Linked DNA regions of Homo sapiens: region 1 is linked to region 2. A link is a contact called in ENCODE POLR2A ChIA-PET data. All regions are on one chromosome and are shown on one strand. The core of a region is the stretch at or near the end of the contact, and the rest is flanking DNA. Distances in the headings are between cores, read along the strand shown.

Region 1 (6,769 bases), core at 2,691-5,190, 130 kb after region 2:
TAGATCACCTCAGGTCGGGTGTTTGAGACCAGCCTGACCAACATGGAGAAACCCCGTCTCTACTAAAAATATGAAATTAGCTGGGCATAGTGGCGCATGCCTGTAATCCCAGCTAGTAGGGAGGCTGAGGCAGGAGAATCGTTTGAACCCAGGAGGCAGAGGTTGCGGTGAGCCGAGATCGCGCCATTGCACTCCAGCCTGGGTGACAGAGCGAGACTGTCTCAAAAAAAAAAAAAAAAAAAAAGCGGCCCTTGTTCAAGATATTAACAATTGGAGACCTGAGGTGGTGGGAATATGACTGTTGGTTGTGATATTCTTTCACATTTTCTATATGTTTGAAATGTTTCATAATAAGTTGAGAAAAACCAGCCTCTAAGAGAAGTCAAATGACCTTTGTAAAATTGACCGAACCTCGGATAAGTCAGTGCAGAGCCACAGCCCCATGACTATCGTGTGAGGTTTCATCTGGTTTATTCATATCATTTCAGCAAAGCCCCTACTTTGCACAGGAGTGGAATATGAAGAGAACTCACATCCCACAGAGATTCCCTGAGTGGCGGTTCTATCGTGGGTGGTGTCCACACCCCCTCCAGGGTATTTCTCAACCTTCCTTCACCCAGCAAGCATTCCTGAGATCTTCACACAGCTGGTTCCTTCTCCTTGTGTAATTTCCACCCCAAACAGCACCTTTCAAGAGAGGCTTTCTCTGTCCAAAAAACAACAACAAAAAACATCTTCCTCTCATCCTGCCACCCCTCTCTATCACAGCATCCTATTTTTTCTTCATAGCAGCATCATCGTTTAGATTTACCTTATTTGTGGCTTGTGTATGATTTGCACACACACTGCATCAGACTGTGAGCATGATGAGAGCAGGAACTCTGTGTGGTTCAGCATTGTTACCCCAGAGGAACAGGTGCTTAATATGTATTCACAGAGCAAATGTTCACCCAGCAGGGGCCAGGTCCTGTGCTCAGCATTGGGGAGACACAGGTGAGCACGTCCTCGGTAACCAGATCATCCAGTCCCGTGGGGCCTGATATTCACTGTGAGTTTCACACAAATATGTGCAAGATTCCAGGTAGGGTCAGGGCTTCATGGAGAGGCACTTGGTACTACGCAAGCAGCTCACAGAAGAATCTTTTTTTTGGATAGGGTCTCACTCCATTGCCCAGGCTGGAGTGTAGTGGCTCAATCTTGGCTCACTGCAACCTCTGCCTCCCGGTTTCAAGCGATTCTCCTGCCTCAGCCTCCTGAGTAACTGGGATTATAGGCATACACCACCACACCTGGCTAATTTTTGTATTTTTAGTAGAGACAGGGTTTCACCATGTTGGCCAGGCTGGTCTTGAACTCCTGACCTCAAGTGATCTGCCCGCATTGGCCTCCCAAAGTGCTAGGATCACAGGCGTGAACCACAGTGCCCAGCCTCATAGGAGGAATTGACCTTGACTAGGGGTTCAGTGGAGTCTTTTTGGAGCAAGTGATGATGGAGCTGAGAACTGCAGGGATGGAGGGCACAGAAAGAGTGCTCCATACGGAAGCCTGTGGCTGCGGGTTGCAGGTGCATTGGCGCAGCCAGCCACAGGGTAGGAGCACAGCACCAAGACAGGAGAGAGCACCAGCTGGGGAGCCGGAGTAGGGATCCTGAGTCCTCAGAGCCAAGGAAGGAGTTGGGGCTCTATCTATAGGGCAGCATTTAAGCAGGGAGGGTGCTGTGATGAAGTCATAAAGCCCCTCTGGCTGCCCCATAGAGAGCAGATGAGAGACAGAGCCCCTGTGTAACCTGAACACCAGAAACCTGAGCACTGCCATTTAGGAGGTGGAAGTGAGATTGTCTCCACACCTTCCTGCCTCTTTTTCTGCATCTCTCACACCTCCTGAGGCTCTTCTTCTCAATTCCCAGTTCCAGTCTGAGCAGGACACTGTGATTGTCCAAAGGCTGCACTGCTGCACCCTGTGGTGTGCAGAGCCAGTTCTTATGATGAGAGCCAGTTATGCACATGTCTTACCAGCTCTGCCTGTGTTCTGTGGCATCTGCCACGGTGGGAGTATTTACACCAGGGAAATGGGCAAATGCCACTGATCGGGTTTATTTGTTTGTCTTTACGGAAAGCTATTTTACCAGCAAGGCTCACCGGAACCTTCTTTTCCCTAATGTGCACTATGCTTCCTTCCTCAAAATCTCACCTCCCAAATTGCATCCCTTCAGGAAATGTAGGTTTCAGCGAGGCTTGGATTTAGGCAGTTCTGGGTTCATATTCCTTTCTGCTGCATATCGTATCTGCTGTGTGTTGGGCAGTGTAGGGACACTTTCTAGGACTCAGTTGTAACATGGGATTATGTCTCTTCTGCATAGGGCTGTTTTAAGACTGTGAAAACACAGTGTTGTATGTAACACGCTAGCACAGGACCATGGAGTTGAGCTCAGCAGTTGGTAGCTATTATTTCAATAAGCTGATTCAAATCACTCTGCTAAAGATATGAATGACTAAAGGATATAGTCATGCCTGTCATTTCAGCATTTTGGGAGGCCAAGGCAGGAGAATCATTTGAGGCCAGTCATTAGAGACTAGCCTGGGTAACATAGGGAGACCCCTATCTCTAAAAAAAAAAAAAAAAAAAACAATTAGCAGGGCATCATGGCAGGCACCTGCAGTCCTAGCCACTTGGGAGGCTGAAGTGGGAGGATTGCTTGAGCCCAGGAGTTTGAGGTTACAGTGAGCTATGAGCTCACCACTGCACTCCAACCTATATGACAGGGTGAGATTTATTTACTAAATAAAGAAATAATAAAAATAAATAAAAGTGACTATCTACATTTCAGCATCACTATGCACTGGCAATTGTATGCAATGTCAGTAATAAAATACTCCCATCGCGGCAGATCCTTCCTCTGCCCACCTTTGAAAGGTGGCTAGTGATGTGTTGGGAACAGGCACCCCAAAATCTGGCCATAAACTGGCCCCAAAACTGGCCATAAAGAAAATCTCTGCCACACTGTGACATGTTCGTGATGGCCATGATGCCCATGCTGGAAGGTTGTGGGTTTACTGGAATGAGGGCAAGGAACACCTGGCCCACCCAGAGTGGAAAACCACTTAAAGGAGTTCTTAAACCACAAACAGTAGCATGAGTGATCTGTGCCTTAAGGATGTGCTCCTGCTGCAGGTAACTAGCCAGAGCCCATCCCTCTGCTTCGGCCCATCCCTTTATTTCCCATAAGGAATAGTTTTAGTTAATCTATAATCTATAGAAACAATGCTTATCACTGGCTTGCTGTGATGATTTATGTGGGTAAATCTCTGTTCGAGGCTCTCAGCTCTGGAGGCTGTGAGACCCCTGATTTCCCACTCCACACCTCTATATTTCTGTGTGTGTGTCTTTAATTCTTCTAGCGCCACTGGTTTAGGGTCTCCCCGACCGAGCTGGTCTCGGCAGTGATGTGCTTTTGTGACTGTTGTATCGAAAAGAAGCAGAATGACCCACATAACCCTCTCATTTGTAGGTTGGTGCAAAAATAATCGCGGTTTTTGCCCATTGCTTTTAATGGCAAAAATCACAGTTACTTTTGCACCAACCTAATAAAATGAGGAGGCGGGGATTTCATTGCTCTTGTCATTTAAGCAGAGTCGTGGTTCTACCTTCCCAGGCCCCTGCCATCCTCCCCATCTAAACTCCCAGGAGAGTTGGCAACCCACTTCTGGAAGGCTGCCCACACCTTCTCTAATCTGAGACCAATTGAGAACTCTAACCCAGCTCTAAAACAAATTCTAGTCTTCTAAGAAAAGTAGCAATGATGTTAGTAGTTTCCTAATTTTTTATAATCCAGAAATGTCACTCTTATGTGGCAGTGAATTCGCACATTCCCAAGGAACCAAGTGACTCAACATAACACAACAGTCACCCCCAGGATGTAATGTGACACGCACAGGCCCCTCCGTTCCAGGAGATGGTTTGCCCATAATCTGGGGACGAAATCGCTGGAGGCCTTGCATGTGGGTGTTGCGTTACTGTGGGAGGGTTTTGTTGGCATCAAGGCTACCTTTAATGAATGGGCTTTAATAAATCAAAGAGATGTGGCTAATAAATGCGTTTCATGACATGCCTTAAACAAAACAAAACAAAAAAAAAACCTCTTGTAACTTTTAAATATTTTGATTTATAAAAAAAGAAAAAAAAAAGACTTCCATTTAAAAAGTTTCCAATTTGTGGAGATAAAGCTTGTTTTTGTCCTGCCTTCTCCCATCCTCTTTCTGTGCCAGCTCTGCCATGGGAAGGCATTCTTAACATTTTTCTGAGTTCTTATGGTTGGAAGGGGACTTTGGCTCTTTTGGTGTTTCTATCCAAGCCCTCTTTTCTGCATCAAAGGCCATCGTTCACTCTGGGCCTTTGAAGTCAGGCAAAATTTTGTTGTTGGTGGGATTTAGCATCTACTCATAAACTGCATATAAATGCCAGTGCGGATATGACTCACCAAAAAGAATCGAACCTTCTGACGTTCGGGTCAGACTTAGCAGTCTTTTATCTAGAGAAAGAAAACAAAACTTGCCTTGGCTCTAAGTTTAAGCTGTTGAATTAAGATTCCAGTGAGTGGGTAAAGGGCCTTCGAGACATTTGCTTAGTCACCATTTTCATTTTTCTTCCTCGTGGAGGTTCTTCCTGCGTGTTAAACTACCAGGGCAGGATAGGGATTTTGTGAGCATCTGTAGGCTGGCTTCTGCTCCCAGCCTTTCATTCATCTTGAATGTTCCCGTCCTCATGGATGAAAGGATAGCAACAAAGTTTGCCAGCAGCAGAGCTGGTGGTCCTCTTGAGATTCTGTAGTTTTCCTTCTTGTGGTCCAAAATTTTGTCTCACTGTTGTTTCTCTGCTTTTGGTACAAAGTCATGGAAATTTACAAGGTACAGAAAGATGGCGTTTAGGCCAGGCATGGTGACTCACGCCTGTAATCCCAGCAATTTGGGAGGTCTAGGTGGGTGCATCACTTGAGGTCAGGAGTTGAAGACCAGCCTAGTCAATATGGTGAAACCCTGTCTCTACTAAAAATACAAAAATTAGCCAGGCATGGTGGCGCATGCCTGTAATCCCAGCTCCTCAGGAGGCTGAGGCAGGAGAATCGCTTGAGCCTGGGAGGTGGAGGTTGCAGTGAGCCAAGATTGCACCCCCCGCACTCCAGTCTGGGTGACAGAGTGAGACCCCGTCTCAAAAAACAAAAAGGTGACATTTATATTTGGAAATTATTGTCTTTCATTTTTTAAGTTTGGAGCTTAGCATCACTGACACCAGGATAAGAAGATCCAGCCAGGTGCCATGGCCCTAATGTGTACAGCTCATGCCTTTCTGCAGGGATTAAGGTGGGCGTTTTCAAATTGTGATTGCAGCCCATGGTAGGAAAAGATTTTCACTTTTTGGCCCAGTGGAACACATACTCATATACACACAACTGAAAAAGAAATGTTTAAATTACAAAACAGTGTTTATACTTTCTTCATGTGATGCCCTTTGTTGTTTTCTAAACTACTCTATGCTTTATTTTCAAAAATTGCTGGTTACAACTCACTAATGATTTCAAGACTCATGAATGAACCTCAAATCACAATTTGGAAAACTCTGGCTTGAGGTGTGTTTGGGACCTGGAATCAGCCTGCACTTCCAATCCAGGAAAGAAAAGTGGAAGAACATGAGCACGTGAGAGGAGTGAGAGGCTGGGGTGGAAGAGGTTCTCTCTGGACAGTCTTCCCACCCACCCCAGGCCAGCCCATGACAGCCCAAGCAGTTCTTGCCATTTAACTCTTGTTTGCAGTTAACGCCAATGCTTGTTTGGCTGAAAAATGCACCTGTCCGCTATGTGGTTGCCATTTCAAAGTAGAAAACTCCAGAACAGTGGTGATAGGGTAGAGCTAGCATTTTTAAAAGAATTTTCTTTACAAAATGTTGGCAAGGATAAGAACCACATATGCAAATAAATGACCGTGGTCCCCTTTATATTTTGCTGAGCAAAATATAGTAGCTGGGATTACAGGCACCCAACACCACGCCTGGCTAATTTTTGTAGTTTTAGTAGAGATGAGGTTTCACCATGTTGGCCAGGCTGGTCTCAAACTCCTGACCTCAGGTGATCCGCCCGCCTTGGCCTCTCAAAGTGCTGGGATTACAGGTGTGAGCCACCACACCCAGCCGTGTTAGCTACCATTATTTAAAGATATCTTTATTAAGATATCATTTACATAGCATAAAATTCACATTTTCCAAGTGTACAATCCCATGATTTTCAGTGAATTTACTGAGTAGTGCAACCGTGACCACAGTCCAGCATGGGACATTCCCACCATCTCAGAAGTCTTCCTTGTGTCCATTTCTGTCACTCTGTGACCTCACCTTCAGCCTCAGGCACCCACTCATCTACATTCTGCCTCTAAAGGTTTGCCTCCTCTGAATCCTTCATATAAGTGGAATCATACCTACGCAGTCTTTTGTGTCTGCAGTGTTAGCTCTTACTGCTTTAAAAAATCAAATCATTGGCCGGGCGCTTTGGCTCACGCCTGTAATCCCAGCACTTTGGGAGGCTGAAGCGGGTGGATCACGAGGTCAGGAGATCAAGACCATCCTGGCTAACACGGTGAAACCCATCTCTACTAAAAATTCAAAAAATTAGCCGGATGTGGTGGCGGGTGCCTGTAGTCCCAGCTACTTGGGAGGCTGAGGCAAGAGAATGGCATGAACCTGGGAGGCAGAGCTTGCAGTGAGCAGAGATCGTGCCACTGCA
Region 2 (6,351 bases), core at 3,460-5,959:
CCTGTTCTCTCTAACAAAAAAGAATGGAAAAAGGGCTGCCTAGCAAGACAGAAAACTGTGAGCCAAGAGCGGCGATACTTCAGCCAAACACTTCACTGTGCCCCACTCCCAGCCACACCAGCAAAGGTGGAGCCTAGACTCCCACCCCTGCCAGGCTGGAAAGAGGAGCCCCAAATCCCCTGTTGGGGTGGCATGAGAGAAGGCCAAGTAGGGAGGCAGGATGTTCCTCTCCTGGGCAGTGACAGTACACTCCTCCTGCCCCCACTGGGGTGTCAGAGGAAGCCTAGCAGAGAGTAAGGACTTTCAGCATGCCCAGCAGTGACTGGGCAGCCCCCACTTCTACCTGTCCCCGCCAGGAAAGACCTGCAGAGGCCCAGTGAGCAGCTGGGACCCCCATCTCAACCAACAGTCACAAGCGGGACAGATGGACTTTTCAACACACAGAGGCTGTAACAACTGACAACAACAGGTGAAGCAGTATGAATCCAGACCTGGACATCACACCTCACAGAAAAGTGAGCTCAAAACAGATCACGGGCTTAAATTTAAAGAGTAAAACTAGAAACTTTTAGATAGAAACATAAGAAAAATTCCTCAGGATCTAGGAGTAGACAGAGTTCTTAGATGCCAAGAGCATGATCCGTAAAAGGAAAAACTGACCAAATGGGCTTCATCAAAATTAAAAGCTTTTGCTCTGTGAAAGAACTTGTTAAAAGGATTAAAAGATAAGCTACGGATTGTTAGATATTTGCAAACCACAAATCCTTCCAAGGACTAGTATCTGGAATATATAAAGAACACTCAAAACTCAATAGTTGAAAAAAGAAAGACAAAAAAAAAAAAAATCCCCAAACTCAAGTTAAAAAAACAAAAGACAAAAAAAAAAAAAAAATCCCCAAACTCAAGTTAAAAAAACAAAAGACAAAAAAAAAAAAAAATCCCCAAACTCAATAGTTAAAAAAACAAAAAACAAAAAATCCCATTAGAAAATGGGCAAAAGACATGAACAGACATTTCACCAAAGAGGATGTGCAGATAGCAAATAAGCCACAGGATGTTCAACATCATTAGCCATTAGAAAAATGCAAATTCAAGCCACAATGAGCTATCCCTGCACACTGTCAGAATGCTCCCAACCAAGAGACCTGACCAGCCTGGGAAGATCAATCTCAGTGTTTCTCAATGTGCGTTACATGGAAGTGTTTCTTTCTCTCCCCACAACCCATTCACCCACAAGGACTCCCACTCTGAGGCTACTAGACACAAAACATAATTTCCAAAATGTACTTAAGCCAAGAAAAAGGCAACCTCAGCAGGCTGACCCATTATCAGGACTAAAATCTCTCATTTCTGTTGGTATTTGACCAGTAACTAATAAAAATGCAGAAAATGTTCATCATTAGGAATTAGGAAAACATCAAAGACAATTGGACATTTCCAGATTTTAAAATTACAATTTTTTTTTTTAAATCACTGTATGTTCAAAATACTAACTGTGACTTTGCTGAAAATCACTGGAATGAACAGATGAGGATGGCTGAAGATCCTTTAAGAATTATTTCCAAGATTCAGGTCCTCATGTGGTAATTATGGCAATAATTACCATAATCAACCTGACCTCTGAGAAGTCATGCATAGCAAGCCCTGACCCAAGAGAAGACTGCAGTTACCTGGCCTGGTCAGCTCACTGAAGAGCTGAAGGAGAAAGCAGGGGTCATAGAGGCCATCAAGATCCACCCTGCTTTTGTCTTTGAATATCAGCTCCTGTGTGTCCTGAAAGAGCCAAAATCAACAAAAACGTGTGATTCAACCTCACAAAGGTAATACAGGTTGAGTATCTCTTATCTGAAACACCTGGGATCAGAAATGTTTCAGATTTTGGAATATTTGCATACATAATGAGATATCTTGGGGATGGGAGCCAAGTTTAAACACACAAATCATTTATGTTTCATATGCACGTAATATACATAGCATGCAGGTAACTTTATACAGGAATTTAAGATAATTTTGTGCATGAAAGAAAGTCTCTGTACACTGACCCTCAGGAAAGCAAAGGCGTCTCTATCTCATGTTAGTGCTCAAAAAGCTTCAAATTTTGGAACATTTCAGATTTGGGATTTTCAGATTAGAGATTCTCAACCTGTATGGCATAACTGTTTACCCTCTACTGCCAGAGCTCAAATTATTTTGAATATTTAAGGGCATAAAGCAAAGTGCTTGTGTAAAAAGCAGTGCTTGTACATGAAATGATAGGATCCTTGGGATGTGCTGCAACATAATCTCCTTGGGGGCAGGGGAACAGAGTGGTATAAACAGAACAAGCGTGGCCAGTGCAGATCATTGTTGCAGCTGGGCGGTGGGCTTATGAGGGTCTGGTCTCTATACCTTTATATATGATAAGATTCTTACTTAATAAAAAGGTAAATAACAAGAAAAACGAAGCTGAGGGTGCAGATGGAGCCCCTGAGGCTGGGGTGAAGGGGTGGGTAGGGACAGAACAGCAGCAGCCCAACCTCGGGGGGCAGCAGCCTCCGGTTCTGGGGGAAGTGCAGGATGGTCTGCATCATCCGGTCCCGGTCCAGCAGGCGAAGGATGTCCCCGACACTCGGCTGCTGCCACAGTGACCTGCCCAGGCTCCGGCACGTCTTGTGATGCTCCACGGCCGCTGGGCCCCACAGCAGCACCCTAGAGCCAGAAAAGGGAAAAGAGACTGGTCACAGAGCCCCCCGGGAACAGAATTAATCATGATAACAACAACAGGTAGCAGTTGTCAGGCTGCCAGTTCACACCAGGTGCTGTTCTGAGCATGCGACGTGTTATATCACTCAATCCCATCACAGCTTACGAAGTGGGTGGTGGTGATGGTGAGGCTGAGGGTGGGTGACAGTGTCAGTGATGACGACAGAAGCTGGTGTCTACTCAGCTGGCCCTATTCTAAGCCCTTCATGTAGATCAATTCACTCAATCTGCACAACATCTCCATCAGGTGGGTACTATTATTATACCCCTTGTGCAAATGGGGGAAAGAGGTGCGGAGAGGATTAAGCAAGTTGCTCAGCTGCTCACCTGCTCAGATGGTATGTTGCAGGGCTGGGATTCAGACTCAGGAAGTCTGGCTCCTGAGTCCATGCTAGAACATAGCGGCAGAATTCTGATCTCTCACTGCTCACATGTGGCCACGAGTGAACCAGGTCTGCCTACACAAGCCTTTCGGCTAAGCCCACCATGTGTGTGCTATGGACAACCTTCATACCTCAACCGCCACCACAGCTGTCAGAGGCCACCTTGCCTTCCTTCCTCCTAGAAAATGACTCCAGCCTAGCACTTCCCCCAACTCTCCTCCTCCCTCCCCCATCCACTGCCCTGCTGCTGCCCCGCTGCTGCCAGGCCGCTCCCCAGAGCCCAGCTGTGACGAGGAATGCTTCCCTGCTGTCTCCCAGATGGAATGGAAATGCTTCCATCTGGTACTTTCACCCTCCACTGGCAATCCACGTGGCCTTCCCATTGCCTGTTTCCCTGCACACATCCAATGACCCCGATAAGCCGGGCTACTCACCCTTTCCCCAAATGTCCTGAGTTTCCACTCCTGCATGCTGTTTCCTCCTCCTGCTGCCCCAGGCCCCTCTGCCCACCTCACCTCAATTAAATCCCTCTGACTCGCCAAATGCCAACCCTGGCACGAATCGGTCTTGAGCACATAGGGCCTGGCTCTTGGTGCTCCTGTAAGAGCTGGTTTATATCACGGGGCGTGAGTCAGCTGCCACTTTAAAAATGTCTAAATTTCTCACAGTCTGTTACCCTCAGCAGATGGGAAGACTGTATCTCATTCCCATAGGTTTTCCTGAGAGCACCAAGCCCAGCGCCTCCAGGCAATCAAGGAACATTATCTATAGAGCTAAATACTTCTAAACAAAATTCTTCTAAATACAGGTTCGCTTCTGTGCAAGTCGACAACAGTCACTAATGTCAGAAAAGGAAAGAATCATCCTTTCAGGAATGCTCGCTGTTCACCCCAGTTTCTGGCAGGCAGAGAGCCCATGCGCCAGGCACACCCGGCAGACTGCCCATCACAGACCGGCGGGAGAGCCGCCACGTAGCGTCCAGGATCCCCAGCTCAGCTCCCCGAGCTCAGGCCTGCTCCCTCATCTAAGGACGAGATGTTTATTTTGTTTGCGGAAATGCTCTGTGCCCCTTAGAGCCACAGTGCCAGTGAGCGGCACATCCTTGATTCGCTCTTCCCCGGCAGCTGAAACTAGACTCCCTTCACAGCCAGCCCTGTCCTGTGACTCCCTGGGCAGCCTCGCTTGGCGTTCTCTGCTGTGTTAGAGGTCGTTCTGCAGAAATGGGTAGCTGGAACAATGCTGCACTGTGATAAAACCCGCCTCCGACTTGCTCTCCCCTCTTCCTCACATAAGAAGGGCTATTCTACTCCAGAAAGGACATAACTGACATAGCACCAGCTCCGACGTCAAAAGAGCGAGGCTGCCGCAGGAGAAAGGAAAAGAGCTTCTATGCAAGCCCTGGGCATTCTTAAGAGACAGAAAAAAATGTTTTCATTTCCTTTTTCTTTCTTTTTTTTGTGGGGTGGGGAGGGTTGGGAGATAGCTTCTGGGCTGATACAGCTCTAATCTTTAAACAAAGTACTTTGACGTGGAAATTGTTTTCTCCTCCCTGCAAGCTCTCCTGAACAATCTTCCTTGGCCCAGTCAGCCCGCCTCCTGGCTGAACACACACACACACGTACATACTGAGCAGATGTTCCAGTGCTAGTCCCAAATGGCAAGGAGAAAAGAAGACTCTAGGGCAGCAAAGAGGATCCAAAAGTGCATTCTATCAATGGCACATTTGATCAAGCTCCTGCTTAGGTGCGGCACTTGTAAAGGTGAGGCAGGGCCCACAGGGAAAGGTGTCACACTCAGCCCTGCAGGACCAAAGCCCACCTGACCAAAAGACTGGGAGCCCAGGAAAGACAGACATGTACACCCACACCCACCTACATACACGCATGCACACACAGACACAAGCATGCATGCACATACAGACAAAAAAAAAGAGATTTTATGTACAGTTGAGCCCCCTGACACTTCCCCTGAAATCCCTATGGCATAAGTCAATCTACCTAAAGGCATGAGCAGAAAAGTTTTCAGAAAAATCAACCAAATGAGACACCCCAGTCCAGCTGACAGTGCACAACAGGGGCAATTCCAGACAGACAGGCACCCATCAGTCAGCTGCAGTGGCCCTGCCCAGATGCCTTATGGCATAAGGCCAAGCTTCCCCAGAGCACCCTATGCAGAAGCCAGTGTGAGTCAGGGGAGTGCTGCCTGCCTCACTCTTTCCCTGAGAACCAAAATGGAATGAGAGAAAATCTCGAGTCTGGAGCTCACTGTGTGGAGAGCAGGCTGTGACCTCAAGGCCTAGTCTACCTCTAGCCCAACACTCACCTGAAGTTGATGAGGCTGAGCTTGTTCTGCTCATACGCTCGAAGCAGAAGTAAAATCTTCTGATCTACAAGTCAAAGCAGGATCGGTTTAGGAAGATGAACCCCTGACACCCTCCTGCTGCTCCCACCACCTGCCCTCATACCCTCCCTGCTCAAATGGCCCGGTCCTCATATCTTCACCCTGCTTGCACCGCCTGGTCTCACTGTCTCCTCCTGCTCACATCCCTCCAGCTCTCATTCCCTATCTCTGCTCACACCCCCGGCCCTCACTCCCTCCCCCTGCTCACACTACCCAGCCCTCACACCCTCACCTAGGACGCTGAGAGTGGCGCCATAGGCCCCGAGAAGCACTGCAAAGTGGCTGCTCTCACAGACAGAGGGGCACATCTCCACCACCGTCAGCATCAGGTCCACCAGCGCTTCTGCAAGAAAACAACCCTGAAACACATGGCATGGTGGGGCAGACACACTGAATACCAGAAGAGGAGAGAGCCTTCCAGGCAACATTGAAATGCTGGAAATCTCCTCCTCTGAATAATACTGGTGTTTGGACTGCCATCTAATCCCTTCCCCGCTTATTTTTTTGTTATTATTATTTTCTTTTCTTTTTTTCTTTTTTTTTTTGAGATGAGGTCGTGCTATGTTGCCCAGGCTGAACTCCTTAGCTCAAGCAATCCTCCTTGGCATCCCAAAGTGCTGGGATCAGAGGCATGAGCCACCGCGCCCAGCCCCCCACGTGTTTTTCAATTAAGACATCTCCACAGTCACCTTTCTTCCTAGGCCTTTGACAAGGCTGAATTCAGTCCCTGCGCATTCCCCCTCCCAAATGTTAAGCCAATACAGATTTTCAATCCAGGCATGTTTTCCCCATGACTGTGCTACCAAAGCCTCTACTCTGTCTACTC

The links. ChIA-PET counts read pairs that join two places held with the same protein, here RNA polymerase II (POLR2A).
Region 1: POLR2A ChIA-PET joins it to region 2 with 29 read pairs in activated CD4-positive, alpha-beta T cell. The contact joins two enhancer-like sites. POLR2A ChIA-PET finds 5 or more read pairs at or near these places in 2 of 52 experiments (AG04450 and activated CD4-positive, alpha-beta T cell).

What each region holds. Positions count from the first base shown.
Region 1 is chr21:32,459,616-32,466,384 of GRCh38, forward strand. The region is part of intron 3 of EVA1C (eva-1 homolog C); the gene reads left to right. Among named protein-coding and RNA genes, the nearest start is that of EVA1C, 50 kb to the left of the region's middle. RefSeq lists an enhancer at 3,871-5,070. Within about 2 kb of position 3,941, at least 11 of the 41 ENCODE cell types and tissues checked have a DNase peak (open chromatin) inside an H3K27ac peak, as active enhancers do.
Region 2 is chr21:32,331,647-32,337,997 of GRCh38, forward strand. It overlaps URB1 (URB1 ribosome biogenesis factor), which reads right to left. Exons shown (of 39, transcript NM_014825.3): 27 at 5,758-5,868; 28 at 5,448-5,511; 29 at 2,517-2,688; 30 at 1,671-1,773. Among named protein-coding and RNA genes, the nearest start is that of MRAP-AS1, 26 kb to the left of the region's middle. RefSeq lists an enhancer at 2,694-3,893. Within about 2 kb of position 4,710, at least 2 of the 41 ENCODE cell types and tissues checked have a DNase peak (open chromatin) inside an H3K27ac peak, as active enhancers do.